2 separate regions of the Mus musculus genome follow, and region 2 is linked to region 1. Evidence: chromatin contacts called from ENCODE Hi-C or POLR2A ChIA-PET data. All regions are on one chromosome and are shown on one strand. The core of a region is the stretch at or near the end of the contact, and the rest is flanking DNA. Distances in the headings are between cores, read along the strand shown. Region 1 holds the start of Pdlim1 (PDZ and LIM domain 1 (elfin)). Region 2 overlaps Sorbs1 (sorbin and SH3 domain containing 1).

Evidence for each region. A loop is a pair of places that touch in the nucleus more often than their neighbours do. ChIA-PET counts read pairs that join two places held with the same protein, here RNA polymerase II (POLR2A).
Region 2: a loop to region 1 is called in a map of heart, with 3 times the contacts of the local background. The contact joins the enhancer-like site here to the promoter of Pdlim1 in region 1. A Hi-C loop is called at or near these places in 3 of 37 maps with a recorded cell type or tissue (all heart). POLR2A ChIA-PET finds 5 or more read pairs at or near these places in 1 of 5 experiments (embryonic stem cell).

What each region holds. Positions count from the first base shown.
Region 1 is chr19:40,267,092-40,274,243 of GRCm38, forward strand. Pdlim1 (PDZ and LIM domain 1 (elfin)) reads right to left here and starts at 4,525. Exons shown (of 7, transcript NM_016861.4): 1 at 4,255-4,525. The coding sequence starts at 4,350. It overlaps Gm41845 (a long non-coding RNA gene), which reads left to right and starts at 4,475. Exons shown (of 3, transcript XR_877853.2): 1 at 4,475-4,689; 2 at 7,055-7,136.
Region 2 is chr19:40,304,832-40,311,983 of GRCm38, forward strand. Sorbs1 (sorbin and SH3 domain containing 1) reads right to left here. Exons shown (of 29, transcript NM_178362.1): 26 at 6,838-7,032. It overlaps A930028N01Rik (a long non-coding RNA gene), which reads left to right. Exons shown (of 2, transcript XR_386702.4): 2 at 1-955. Among named protein-coding and RNA genes, the nearest start is that of A930028N01Rik, 12 kb to the left of the region's middle. Within about 2 kb of position 2,825, at least 1 of the 3 ENCODE cell types and tissues checked has a DNase peak (open chromatin) inside an H3K27ac peak, as active enhancers do; it is heart, where a contact is called at or near this core.

The DNA of each region.
Region 1 (7,152 bases), core at 3,275-5,774:
AAATAATCAGAACTAATTTCTAAAAAGAAGATTAACCCAGTATCTTAGAGACTGGGGAAGGACGGCTCTAGCTTCCTCCTGAGGCCGTTCCGTGGAGTCATCTGCCTCCCCTCTCACAGCCTTGATCAACTGGATTGGCTGAGGCTTCGGAGGTGATTTACTGCACACAATGCAGGCATGCAGCTCAGGGCCTTTAATACACACTGGGCAGTTTTAGACTTGTCTTCCCTTTTATAACCTGAGATGAGCCCTGCTCTTCCAACCTTTATGATATGATGTGACTATCTACTTGAATGCGGAAACAACCCTCTTGGAAATCAGAAAAGACCTTCAGGTTACAGAGTAACCATTAGTAAGCATCCCCTTGGGGTTCTTGGGTAAAGGGCACAAGCACTTACTATAAAACCACAGGCTCTCAGCAAAGGGTTCCCCAGCACTCAAGGGGCACATAAGTGGCAGCTCCAACTGAGAGCACCCCCTTATCTTTGGCCCCACCTCTTCCTGTCTTTGGTCAGTTGCCTGAGAGAAAAACAGTCAACAAGGCACAGCAGCAAGCTATTTCAGCATGGGTGTGGATTCTCTGAAGGTTTCCCTTGAAAGCTACTAGAGGAAATAAGAAATTACAAGAGGAAGGGAAACTCTCACTCTCTCACTCTCTCTCTCTCTCTCTCTCTCTCTCTCTCTCTCTCTCTCTCTCACACACACACACACACATACACAAAGAGGCAAAGCATACACACACACTCACGTACACACACAAATGGAGGCAAAACACACACAAACACACATATACAAGAGGAGGCAAAACATACACATACATACACACTAACACACATATGCTGCAGAAAAATACTCCAGAAAACAGTTAAATATAAGTGGATGCAACACCAGGGAGTCAAAGAGAGGAGCCTTTAAATGAGATACCAGATAGAATAAACTACTTTATATCAATTTTCTAGTTAGAAATTTGGGCTGTGAGTCTTATATTTCTTACAGTAACATAGACAAAAGCACAAAGGAGTACTAGAAGCCACCATGCAATGCATATGAAATGCTCTGTGTAAGTCTGTTGTTAAAAAGGCAAAATTCAGCATCTAGTGTTTCGGGTGCCTATTTCATCAGTAAAACTATGAAGAAAAACACAGAGTAGTTAATTACTGGATGTCAGGACAGGACTACATCACCAAGCTTCTATATACCGTCATCATATATCCTGATCAGGGTGTGACTGTACAGGTGTTCATTTTATAATCAGTGAACACGCATCTAGAAAAAAACAAAAAACAAAAAACAAAAAACCAAGTATCTCCAATACACACAACTCTGGAGTTCTATTCTGTTTTAGCACTTTTACAAAAGCCTGGAGCCGATGCCAGAATAATTCATGCAAGAGGAAGCAAACATGGTTATTTAAGTAAGAGGCACTCCTCACTACCTGCCTAATTTTATGGCTTGCTTTGGTGTGGAGACTGAAAGTCTACTTACACAAAAGAAACATACTAGCAAACTGTACCTGTCCAGGATGATAAATGGAGCACACACCGGGCCGAAGGAGGGCAGAGCTCTTTACCAACGCTCACACCTCACCATTATTCACTGTTTACAGAGCACTCTACATTCTTCAACTGGTAGCCAAGGGCTGCTGTTACCCTACTGCTGTGATTAAAAAAAATATACACTCACTCTGGGTGCTCACCTTAGGTAGAGCTTGGATAAGAACTTGACTCCAGACAACACTAGCTCCTAGACACCCATGCTACAGTCATCTCTTTATGATAATCACTTTCTCATCCCTAAGGCATAAGGTGAAGGTAAATTATAGCCACTATCACAAGTGATAGTGAGTCACGGTGTTTCTGAGTCACTTTCAGTTTTCAATTAAAATGCTTGCCGAAGTCATAGTGAAGATTAGCTTCCCTCCAGAGCTGTATCCTCTCAGGTCTGAGGAGTTTGCACGGGCACAGATATCTGTTCATTCAACATGAGTATAAAGTGTAAAAAAAAAAATACGTTAATCAGGGGCTAGGGATGTAGCATTATTGGTAGACTGCTTGCCTTTCATACATGATGTCTGGGTTCAATCCTCAGGAGATGAGAGACAAGATCAGAAGATCAAAGTCAGCCTTGGCTATATATAGAGTTAAAAGCCATTTTGAGATACATGAGACTCTATGTAAGAGAGAAAAAGAAAGAAAGAAAGAAAGAAAGAAAGAAAGAAAGAAAGAAAGAAAGAAAGGAAAGAAGGAAAGGAAGGAGAGAAGGAAAGGAAGAAAGAAAGAAGGAAAGAAGGAAAGAAAGAAGGAAAGAAAGAGAGAGGGGGAAGGAGGGAGGGAGGAAGGAAGGAAGGAAGGAAGGAAGAAGTTAAAATTAATTAATTAAATTAAATTAATTAATTCAGGAAGATCCAAAGCAATGTGCTTTCTACTTCAGGCCAACTTCATTTCTACACCGTGCCGAGTGCATCACTGAGCTATACTCCCAGCTGGCATTAAGCCTTTTTAGAAGCAGCCAAAATGACAAGTCACGACTATCCTTTCAACAGATTGCCAATACAGCCTCCCCTGCTTAAAAAGAAAGTTTCTCAGAAGTGGGGAAGGTTGACAGGTTAATTATAGACACAAAGACGGAGAACAACTGGACTATGAGGTAACTAACTCTAAATGTGCAGAGGCTGTGCCCTCCATGGGCAAGCATGTGTAGTCTGCCTGCCAGGATACACTAGGCAGGCACAGTCGGGTGCAGTCCTGGGCCAGCCAGACTTAGGGTAAGAGGCCCATATTGATGAAGGCATAGCTCCCAGGCTTGAAAAGGTTGGTGGGAGGCTGAGAAAACAGCTCACATTTCCAATAACAAAGAAATTTCTGGAAGACAAGATGGGCATGTGGAAGACCCAAGTCTTAAAACTGGGCTGCCTGCTCATTTGGAGTCGGCTGGTCAAAGAGCCCCTTTCTAGGCCAGGCCCACCTGTAAGAAAGCCTGAGTGACAGCCACTGTGGTTGTCAGAAAAGCCAAGAGGTGGCTGGATGATTCCACAACTTCCACCTAAGTCCTTCAGCTGCTGGAGGCATAGCCATAAGTCAAAAGGACCCACTGGGATCTTTCACTTCCATTTCCATCCCAGAATCCCTCTGAGATTTAAAAAAAAAAAAAAAAAAAAAAAAAAGACACATTTACAAGACTGGAGGAGCAAGTTTAAGGTTAGCTTCAGCAGACAAGTGTACAAAAGAATGGAATGTGGTCCCTCTAGGTCAGGCATCCCTGAGGTTTTTCTATCTCCTTAATTAAAAGATATTTAGTAACACCCCCGGGGCCCAGCGGAGTCACGCGCGCGCGCGCGCGCGCGCACACACGCACACACACACACACACACCTATATGAAAGGACTAAAAATCTAAAGTATTGACTCTCAGTGGGACATATTCCTTGTGTTTGGCCCAAATCACATAGCCAAAGTGTGGACTTCCAAATACCGAGCCTGAGTCTAACAGGGGGTTGCATTTCAATTACGGGCCACGGGTCTAGCAGTCTGCGATTGAGCCACCCGCCCTCCCACAGATAAGACCCAACCAAGAAGTTTTCAATCATCACCACCACACACCGTTAGTGCGCTTCCCCAAAAGGAAATGGCCTTATCGCGAATAACCTGGAGGGCAGAAAGGTGATCTAACCACCTTAGACAGGGAGAGACTACGGAGGTTTATCTGGGGTTATTTCCCAACTCCAGTGTTTCCTGTGAAAGGCTTTACAGAACCGAGAGCCAGCCACGGGTCATATCCGAAGAGTGTAAAATTGTTGTTTCGGTTGTTAGCTGAACGAATCCCATTCGCCTTCCAGGGAACTTTTCTGTACTCCATTCACCTTCCAGGACTTTCTATTGCTTCCGATTAGCTCTCCCCAACTCTTTCACTGTGAAGAGCAAGGAGTGTTAACTCTTGGCGCACAGGGTCTGCGGAGCCCCAGGTCTCCACGCCCAGGCACAAAGCTTGTCTGCTTGCCGCGCCGCGCCACGCTTCCGGGGCGCAGAAAGAAAACTGTCTTTGGCCTTGACTCAGCGCGCACCGAGCCCGCTTGCCCCGGAGCGCGGCGGTTGGGACGGGGTGGCAGATGGCACAGAGCGCTCGGCGAATGGCGCACCTGGATGCGCCCCACCGCGATCCCCTCGGAGCTCCAGTCACCCCGACCTCCATAGGGACGCAGCGCGCCGCCACCCTACGAAACCACCCCGTTCCCACGCGCGTCCCAAGACGCTCTTACCCGGGAAATGGCGAGAGGTTGTTCGAAGTCCTTGCCGCCCACGAGGCGGAAACCCCAGGGACCCGGGCCCTGGAGAACAATCTGCTGGGTGGTCATCGCTAGGCACAATCGGAAGGGACAGACAGGCAAGGCACAGAACTGCACGGCGCGCGGGGCTCCCGGAGCAGCTGTCGGAGAAAGAGCGCGCGGCGGGAGTTGGGAGATCCTGGGACGGGCGGGGTCGCGAGCGAGGGCGGGGACAGATCCGCCCCGGCCGCGTCGCTGCAGCCCCGCCCGGCCCGCGCCTCCACTCCCAGCGGGCCCGCAGGACCTCGCCAGACTCTAATCCGGGAGTTAGGCTCTTCAACTCCGCCCAGCAGCCCCGAACCTCCGCCCGCACCTCCTCCCGCCCTACCCACAGCCTTCTTGCTGCTCCCAACCCGGCATGAAAGCTAGGTGAGACCTAAGCCTTGTCCCCACCTACAGCAGACCTTACAAACCCACGCGTTGTGCTTTGCAAAAAGTCGAAAAGGATTGAGCGAGGTCAGAGCGGTTTACACTTTTGGAAACCGCAGAGCCGTTTAAGAGGCGCTTTCAAGTGATCTCACCTGACGCAATTAGGCGCTTTATCTCTAGTCCCATTTTAGAGATAAAGTCATTGAGGCTGCCCGAGATTATAAAGCACCCCTAAGGCTACGCAACAACTCGGGGTTGCTACTGAATCATTTTCCAGGCTCCTTGGGCCACCCTGGAAGCTTTCCAATGCTAATGGGACTATAACGGTTGGGGGGGGGGGTAGTCAGGGGGTTATAATTAGGCTCTACGAAGTTCCTAGAAACCTTTCCTCCTGGCTGGAGTTGAAATTGAAGGTAGGTGAATTCTGACGTTCCCAACAATTCCATCATGAAGTCCGGGGTGGACCAATGCCGGGAAAGCGGTGAATGGAAATTCCAGGGTTCAAAGCTCCCTATCAGTTTCTTCTGTGAGCTGCCCCCAAAATAAGTTCTCAAAACAGATTAAACCACAACTCATGCTGTCCACTGATGCTTCTTCACCCTGAGTAAAAATCCAACCCTTTAAATGCCTCTAAGGCCACTCCAAGAACGACTTGAATCTGCTGTAATCTGTCTCCAACTTTGACCACACTGGCCTCCTACTCAGAGCTTTGCCATCACGTGTATCCTTCCCCCAGATAACTCAAGGGTTTCTTGCAGATACCATCTTCTGGTTAAGGCCATTTCTGAGAGCCATTTAAACATCCCCTCTAGACCCCCTTTAACTTCCACTGCCTTAATTCTCTGCCCATCCCTGTGTAGTCTATAGTTTACTTATTAGTTTGTCCTACCCACATTCCTAAGCGCTAGTTTCAAGACCTGACGGGTTTTTATCTTGCAAACAGCTCACTGCGGTGTTCCCCGCCTAGAATAATCTCATGATGGATGTAATACATTAGCCAACCTTAGGACCACTGACCCCCTCGTGGTTTTCCTGGTTCCCATTCATTCGGGAAGCTGGACACAGGTTGAATGGATTTGTGAAAAGTGCAGCTCCTCGCGACCCCCCGCGGTCCTGGCCAATCTTTTGCGGGTCTCTGCACAGATTTACATATGAAAGGATCATCTTGTCCCTCACCCAACACAAAGGCCTGTGACGGCCAATGAATTGCTCATTTTTAGAAATCAAGGTCATTCCTGTTTTCTAGAACTTTTAAAACCCCTTCTTGGGCTGGAGAGATGGCTCAGCGGGTAAGAGCACTGACTGCCTATTCCAAAGGTCACGAGTTCAAATCCCAGCAACCACATGGTGGCTCACAACCATCTGGAATGGGACCTGATGTGTGTCTGAAGAGAGCAATGGTGTACTCAGATACATCAAATAAATAAATAAATAAATAAATAAACCTTTTATAAAAAGGATTGGGGCCATAACTCAGTCACTAAGGTGTTTGACTTAAATGAGCAGGAACCTGAATTTGACCCCAAAACTCCTGTGGAAGACTGAGCTCAGGGGCAGGCATCTGAAATTCCAGCTACTGCAGGATCAGAGGTCATCAGGTCAGCTGGTTTAGTTTGCTTGGTAAAGTCCTGGGGCAGTAAAAGACCCTGCCTCAGACAAAAGGTGGGAGATACCTGAGGAATGACACTAAGGTTGTCCTCTGACCTCCACACACGTGTTCATGCACACACGTACATACTGCACCCACACACAGGAACATACACACACACACACACACACACACAAAACCTTTTTAAAACTGCTCTTTGGTAAACACATAATTTTACTACCTCTTAACGACAAAAGCAAATTTACCTGCTACTCATGAATTAGATATGTTTGTCTTTATTGTTACATAAAGAATTAAGTCCTGACTGAATATTTGATATGGTAGGACATAAGAGTAGCTTCGTCTTTTTTTTTCAGAGTTGATTGATATTTTGGTTTTATGATTGTCAGTGCCAAGAACTCCACTTTGCATGGTGGCATAGGACAGAATGACAGGGGTGTACCTTGGGACACTTCAGAAAGTGTTGAGAATTCTGTTCTCATCCCAGACAAACATTAATTACTTTAATTGCACGATTTCTTGTGAAACTCAAGTCAGCAACTCAAATAGCAATTTATTATGAATTTTATTTGTGTGTGTGTGGTGTGTGTGTGTGAGAGAGAGAGAGAGAGACAGAGACAGAGACAGAGACAGAGACAGAGACAGAGACAGAGACAGAGACAGAGACAGAGACAGAGAACCATGTACACATCACAGCCTGCCTGTGAAGGTCAGAGAACAAGTTATGGGAGTCATTTCTCTCCTTCTGTCTTGTAGGTTTCGGGATTTACACTCAGTGATCAGATGTGATGACAAAGGCCTAAATGTACCCAGTGGATCCATCTTTCTGAACCATGTGGTTAGTTTTCCGAGAC
Region 2 (7,152 bases), core at 1,575-4,074, 36 kb after region 1:
CTCTACAGAGGCCGCCCATTTCTTCTGGCACCACAGCAGGGATGAACGCTGCAACTTCTGGTCTTGGTTTCCCACTATTAATACTTCTCACTTCCCTTTTGTTCCTACAGGTTTTACCTCACTCTTCCCTTCCTTTCCTGATCCCCACTCTCCAGCCAGGGCCCTGGCATTGTTTGCATCTTTCTGGGGACTGTTTAGTTCCCACATGCTTACCAAAGCACATATTTCTTTCTTTAGCCAAGTTGCACCTCTCCTTTCCCTGACCCTTCTGCCTCTCCCTCCTGAGTTATGGGACCACAGGGATGCCTGATTTAACTTAGAAATTCAATGCGGCATCTCCCCAATGTCAAGCCCTCTTATACACAAATCCAGATACCTGTTCGCAAACTGCTTCTCTCTTGGAGAGGTGCAGTAAATGCTTGGTGACGCTATTGGCTGAGCGCTCGCACCCAATCTCCTCCTTTCCTTTCTAGATGAGCTGCGCGACATGCTAAGCCCACACTATGCCAGACAGAATCCGAGAACTTGCCAGTTAATCCTGATCTCCTGGGTGTTTTCAGTGTACCTATGTGTGCTTTTGTCCAGTCAACAAAGTCATCACTCAAAAGAAAAAAAAAAAAAAAACCCAAGCAAAGAGGTGTTTGTTTTTCAACAGCGAAGCTCTGTGGGTCTATAATAAAGCCCATACTTTAAACACTGTGTGTTCTTTCTCATCGACTGAAATTCACATGGGTTCCTCACTTCATCACAGAATACCACAGCGGAAAGGAAGCTCAGTTCCCACGTCAGCATCTTTTGTTTAGGAACAAGGAAGTTTTAGGGAAGGAGATGTGACTCATCCACAGACACTCAGCGGGCTGACAGCAGAGCCAGAACCAGAACCTGGAGACCAATGTTCCCCCTGCCTCCCTAGAGACCCTGGCACTGATTTACCCCTTCTGGTGTTCAGAGAAAACAAACCTAAAAATAAGCAGCTGGCCCAGCGTGAAAGCGTTCTGAGAGTAGAAATGACTGAGACTTCAAAGCATCTTCCGTAGGAGTTCACCTATCCATTAAGTGGGGATATGGACAGGTGACCCAGGGGAAGGAATGCAGCAGAGCAGGAACTGACTGTCAATGGCTAGGGAACAGTGAGGAAGACAGCATCCATGCTCTTATGAGGTATGGTGAATGCTGGAGGCACAAACAGGCACTGGCCAAGCTGTGGTCCCAGCCCCCTGGCAAGTTCCCACTGATCTACCAACTCACAAGTGCATCCAAAGCTTGCTGAATCTAGGACCACATCTTTCTCCATACACACATACACATTGTACCTCCTACCTTCCGGCCTTTGACTAGCAAGTACAATCTGCTGTATCTATGGGAAAACTCCCTAATACTTAAACTACACACACACACACACACACACACACACACACACACACACACACTCACTCACTCACACACTCACACACACTCACTCACACACACTCATACACACTCATACACACATTCACACACAAACACACACACACACACACACATTCACACATAAGCACATAAGCACACACGCACACTCACACACACACTCTCACACACAAACACACACACTCACACACACACTCACTCACACACTCATACACACTCATATACACATTCACACACAAACACACACTCACACACACACTCACTCACACACACACACACACTCATACACACATTCACTCACACTTACACACACTCACATACACAAACACACACACACACACAATATGCTACTTTGAATCACCTTTCTCCTCCTATGCTTATTATGTCTTCCCATCTTGAACTTCCAGGATAGACTGTTGTCTCTCTTTTGCATTATAATTACATGAGAACAGGGCTGGTTCCCCAGTCAATATCATAAACTCTTCTAGGTCTGCTCAGATTTTTTTTTTAACCTTTTCTTTCCCTCAACAAGTATTTACTGAGCACATTCCATAGATTAGGTCATGACCCTTGACCGCTGGGCCTTAATGCCCTACAGGGACACAGGCCTGCAAAAGGGCAAATGCATGAGAGCTTGCTCCCAGGGTCAGGCTCAGAGCTCTTCATCCAGTTGTGCAGGGTTCGGGGAAGTAGCCAGAGAAGGCTGCCTAGGAAATGTAGCATCTAGGAAGCCATGAAGGACAAACTAGGAGCATGTGCACACACAGTAGCTGGAGAAACTTTAGAAGAGGCTGCCTTGATATCTAAAAGAGCATCTCACTAGGGAGTCTTCCAAGCCCAGGGGAAGGACTTTCCCGAGAGGCAGAGGAAGCCTGCAGTGATGTCCAAGCCTTTTGGCTCCCGGGTCACTTAATACACTGCTGGACACCAGATATTCAGAAGGATCACAACGTCTTGGACTGCATTCTCACCTAACATTCCGTTTACTGGTCAGATGTGCAACCAAGTTCCTCGTCCCAACAGAAGGACAAACAGAACGTGGGGCTCATCAAGAAGAGTGGCTGGCAAGTTTCTTGACACTGGAATGCATTTACCCAGACAAGTGACACAGCCTGAGGTCACATCCTGACAGGGCTACTAGAACAGTTGATGAAGTAAGTCCTTCTCGTCCTTAGCTTGCCTGTCAGCCAAACAGATCTCAAGAAGAGGGAGGGAGTCCTTTATAAAGGACCCATCCCCAGAGCTGTCCTGCTGAAGTGAGCGGCTGAGAAGGCTTGTGTATGCAGCTACCCTTCCAGACACCCCCAGTTCTCAAACGCAGCTAACCAGACCATGGCCTCTACATATCCATGGGGAAATGGCTTGTGCCAGGAAAGGAGGAGGAAGGGAGGGGACAGGAAGTGATACACCTGCTGTCCAGAGACTCACCAGGAAAGGAAAGCTAACCCTCAACAAACCTGGCCTTTCAATCAGCACAGTCTCTGGTACTGCCAGCTCCTCCTACCCTTGGCAGGAAGCAGGAAGCATGTACCTTGAACCTCACTGGTGCTTCGGTACTGGGCTGTGCGCACTTCCTGTACACGCTGAATCCTGGAACAGGACTGAAGTGATGACTCACACCTGGCAATCAGGAGGGCTCCTGATTTAGGCTGATCTGTGAACCGCGCCTCTGTCAGACATTTCTTCCTTTTCAACCGGCAACTCCACTACCTCTTCCGGTGAACTATTTTTTCCCTCTCAATGTGATGGACACTTTGGTTTAGAGTACACCTGTCCCAGAGCCCTGCACTGGGAGAGAGAGCAACTACATACAGTAGTCAGAGCAGGAATCCCCGTCTAATGGACACTGAACATATGCCAAGTACCGTACTGACATCCACTGTTCTATTGATCAGCACAGTGGCCCTTCCAGGGAGGGGTGTACTGTTTGTTTTCACCCCTACTTTACATATGAGTGGTTAGGGCCTGTGGGGGGGTTGGGGGGGAAATGTTCAGTGCTTGCTAACTTTATGTAGTCTAAACCCAATTCCACATAAATTACTACACACTTGATTACCCTCAGTGATCTCTACTCCACACCAAACACACAGGCCTGTGGAGGTCCAGCGTGCCTCTGTGCTCATGTTACTGGCCAGGTGACACAACTGTGTCAGCCACTGTCACTGGGTATGGGCTCCCTAAGAAAGGGATTTAACAACCTCTGGTCCATAGACCAGTAATAGCAGCTCCTTGAACCATTCATCAAAAAACCAACAGAGCTACAAGAGGAAACAGGAGCAACCGCCTGAGAGAGGAGCACAGCCCAGGGAGGCACTGTATATAACAGATGACAGCCAACTGGGAGATGGCTTCAGAAAAAAACACTCGATTCTATTGAGGTTCTATAATGTCCCTGGTCCTAGAAGCAGTTTTAGATCACCCAAGATGGCGGTTCTATCTTCCCTTACAAAGTGTTTGTAATTAACACCTGCCCGCATTATTTCAAGGAATTTCCTGGACCATGCTACAAGGGAAGTTATCTTTTCAGGAAACTGAGTCTCTGAGAGGGTGAACAATTCCCATCACAGCACTCAGCTGGAGTTGGTACTCAAATCTGGTTACTATGGAAAAGTTGCCCAAAGTCTTTGAATTTCTGGATACTAAATTACATAAACAAAACCGGATAATGATCTGTCTAGTTATCAAATTAATGTCCCTTCAAAATACGCTAAGTCCACCTTAATTTATATGCTGAAATCTTTGTAGTTCACTTAGAGAGAAAAACTATAACTCAAAACCTAGGACACCAATTTAGTGACCTCAACCACACCAGAAGCCCCTGCATTTTGCCACCTCTGAAGACCCAAAATGTTTCAGCTCACTGTGAACGTGGCCCTTCAGTTCCACACAAACACGAGACAAGACGAACACCCAACAAAACTGAGCACCGTGAGTTATGGAAACAGTGCATCTCACAAGAAAAGCATACCACATGACACCAAAGCCTGGTGTTCTCAGCTGTGTTAGTCAAAGCAGACCAAGGACCCTCTCTAGGATGTCAATGGGGCACAAGGAAGGCTTTCCTGTTTGAGGGCTTCTGTACCAGTATAGCAGGTGTCAATGGAGGAATACTTTCAAATATCTCAAGATGCTAGAATGTTTCTCTGAACTATCCCCAGCCAACACCCTAGTCCACGGCCCCTCCATTCCCTCTTGGTCATTCATCTCTTTGCTTCCAAGGCAAGCAAACAGATCTCACAGGCACCAACTTGGCCTCAGTTAATGGACCAAGGGTAAGACGTCTGGTCTGGCCCACCATGCCAAGCAAGAGGCCAAGGCCCACCAGTCATGCTTCAGGCCTACCTGGCTCACACCACTCTGAGCAGCCTTCCTGTCAGCCTCGACAGCTCTGTGCAGCTCTGGTGGCCCAGTCTCCCAGGCTGGGAAAGGGCCACCCAGGGGCTTGCAGGACTGACTGTCCTCAGGAGTGTGGAACTCTGAGAGTCTCTGCTCAGAACTCAGGCACCTGACCACGTCTGAAGGTTTCAAGCAGCTCTTCTTAGAGATCTTGGGTCCACCAGGGTATCTCTCACCTGCCTCGCTCTCTGCTTTCCTGTCATATGGTCCATCTTCTCGCCAGGGCTGTCTCTTGCTCTGGCTGCTAAAGGCGTCACTAAGCTCTGAGATGACCCTATCAGAGTTCCCAGGTGGTGGCTGGGAGAAGCCATCTTGGCGAATGTGAATACCACCATCTCCATTGACGTGAAGAGGAGCCTGGACACTGGGTGCCAGTGAGTAGGCTTTGTGGGGTGGAGGCAGGGCCATCGGGGAGACCACTGGGCGCAGGGTGGAGTGATCTGACCAACTTGAATAGGGGAGGCTGAGAGGCAAGGAGGGACGGGCCCTTGCTGACAAGGCCAGGCGGTCCATGTCATAGACAGAAGCCTCAGGCAGAGGAGGCAAGGGTGGTGTCATGGCCAGAGAACGCCTGCCTGGGACCCCGACAGTCAGAGAGATCCACTCGGAGGTGATGGCGTGCATCTCAGGGGACAGGGCTCGGCGGGGGTGGGGTAGAGATGAAGGGGCTGGCATGATGAGCTTGCTGTGACTAGTATACTTAAAAAAAAAAAAGGAGAGAGGAGAAAACAAAAGAAAGAAGCAGAGATAAAAGTGTCAGCATAAAGGAAAGGAGGAGAACCACCACAGGGGCATAGTAAGAATGAAACAGAGAGGATGAGCAGGACACCCTGGAGTCCAGAACAGAAATCATCTGGTGAGGCTGGGAGAGAGACTGCAAAGTGGCCGGGTGGATACATGAGAGTGTGCAGGCAGGGTGGAGAGAGGAGGGGCGAGGGGCATGGAGATGGGAAAGGCTCCCATCCAACAGCTGTGGGTAGTGCTGGGCTGCTCTGCAGAGTCACGGTTCAAAGGAAAAGCCAGGAAGTGCCCTACCCCAGCCCACTAAACCATTCTTGCAACCACAGCGCTGACCCAAAACTGTAGGGTTGGTTGGGTGGATAGCCTCTGTCCAGGCCCTTCCTTCAACTCTGCAGGGTCTTCCACACAGAAGTAGGAAGTGTGTGGTCACTTTGTTTGGCCATCACTCTTAGCCACGGCCAAGTGAAAATTCCCCAAGCTCTTATGGAGCAAGAAGCCCAGTCCAGTCCACGGCCTCGCGTGTGAGATGGCAGAATGTTGTTTTCACTGTTCACGAAGGCCCATCTAACGCTTTGTGCCAAGTGCTCTCTGCTGTGTCGGTGGCCAGCATGGGGAGGGGACGAAATGATAGAGAACGGGAGAAAGGAGGTACCATGGCAACACCGCCAAGTCCCAGTCTTTCAGCTATCACCCTCCATTTCATTCCACAGGATGCCACCCGACCTTATTTTGCTTATTGGCTTTGGGAAAGTGGGCACCATTTGGAATAACATTTTAAATAATTATGCTCATAGCTAAAGTTCAGAAAAGCAACCATATTACTATGGCTATAAGCTACCCACTTCGGACCCAGTAGAGACTGACACACTACTTAAGTTTCTTTCCCAACATGAGTCCAGTGAAGGCATGTAAGGCTGAGATCATGAAATTATCTCCCAACCACTGTCCCCTGGAAATCAATCTTGATGGACAGTATTGCACAGAGAAATATGCTGGGCCACAGGGGCGTGGTCTACATACCACCAGCTTCACAGGGATACACTAACTGATAATTTGCTCATTTTTTTTTTCTCCTTACACTTTATCCCGACAGTAACTACCTTAAACTCTTCCCTTCCCATCATATATTTTAGAGTGCTAAGAAAATGCCACAGACATGTATGAAAAGAACTCCCAGCCTGCCTGTTCTAGGTAGCTCTTAATCAGAGCATGGAAGAGTAGTCCCAGAAGGGCTGTGTGCCGCTGACACAGCTGAGGATGAAAACTGCAAGCTGAGTTCGAAAGCTTAGATACCTGTGGGCTCACAGTGGCACTGCGACTTGGGGAAGAAGAATAAGGCAGGTCGATGTAATCCACAGGGGTTTTCACCAATGGCCTCTTAAGCACATCTACATAGGTGATAGGGAAAATGCCTTGGCGAGATGTCCCAGGAATCCTCCCTTCGTACCAGTTCTCATCCACCTGTCGGAGCAGCGTGATCCTCTCCCCCTGTAAGACACAGTCAAGCAAGAGGTCTTAAAGCACCACACTGCAACCCATCAGAGGTCACTGCCTGTATCCTGCACTGCGCTGTCCTGTGTCCTTCACCACACTATGCTCAGGAGGGCC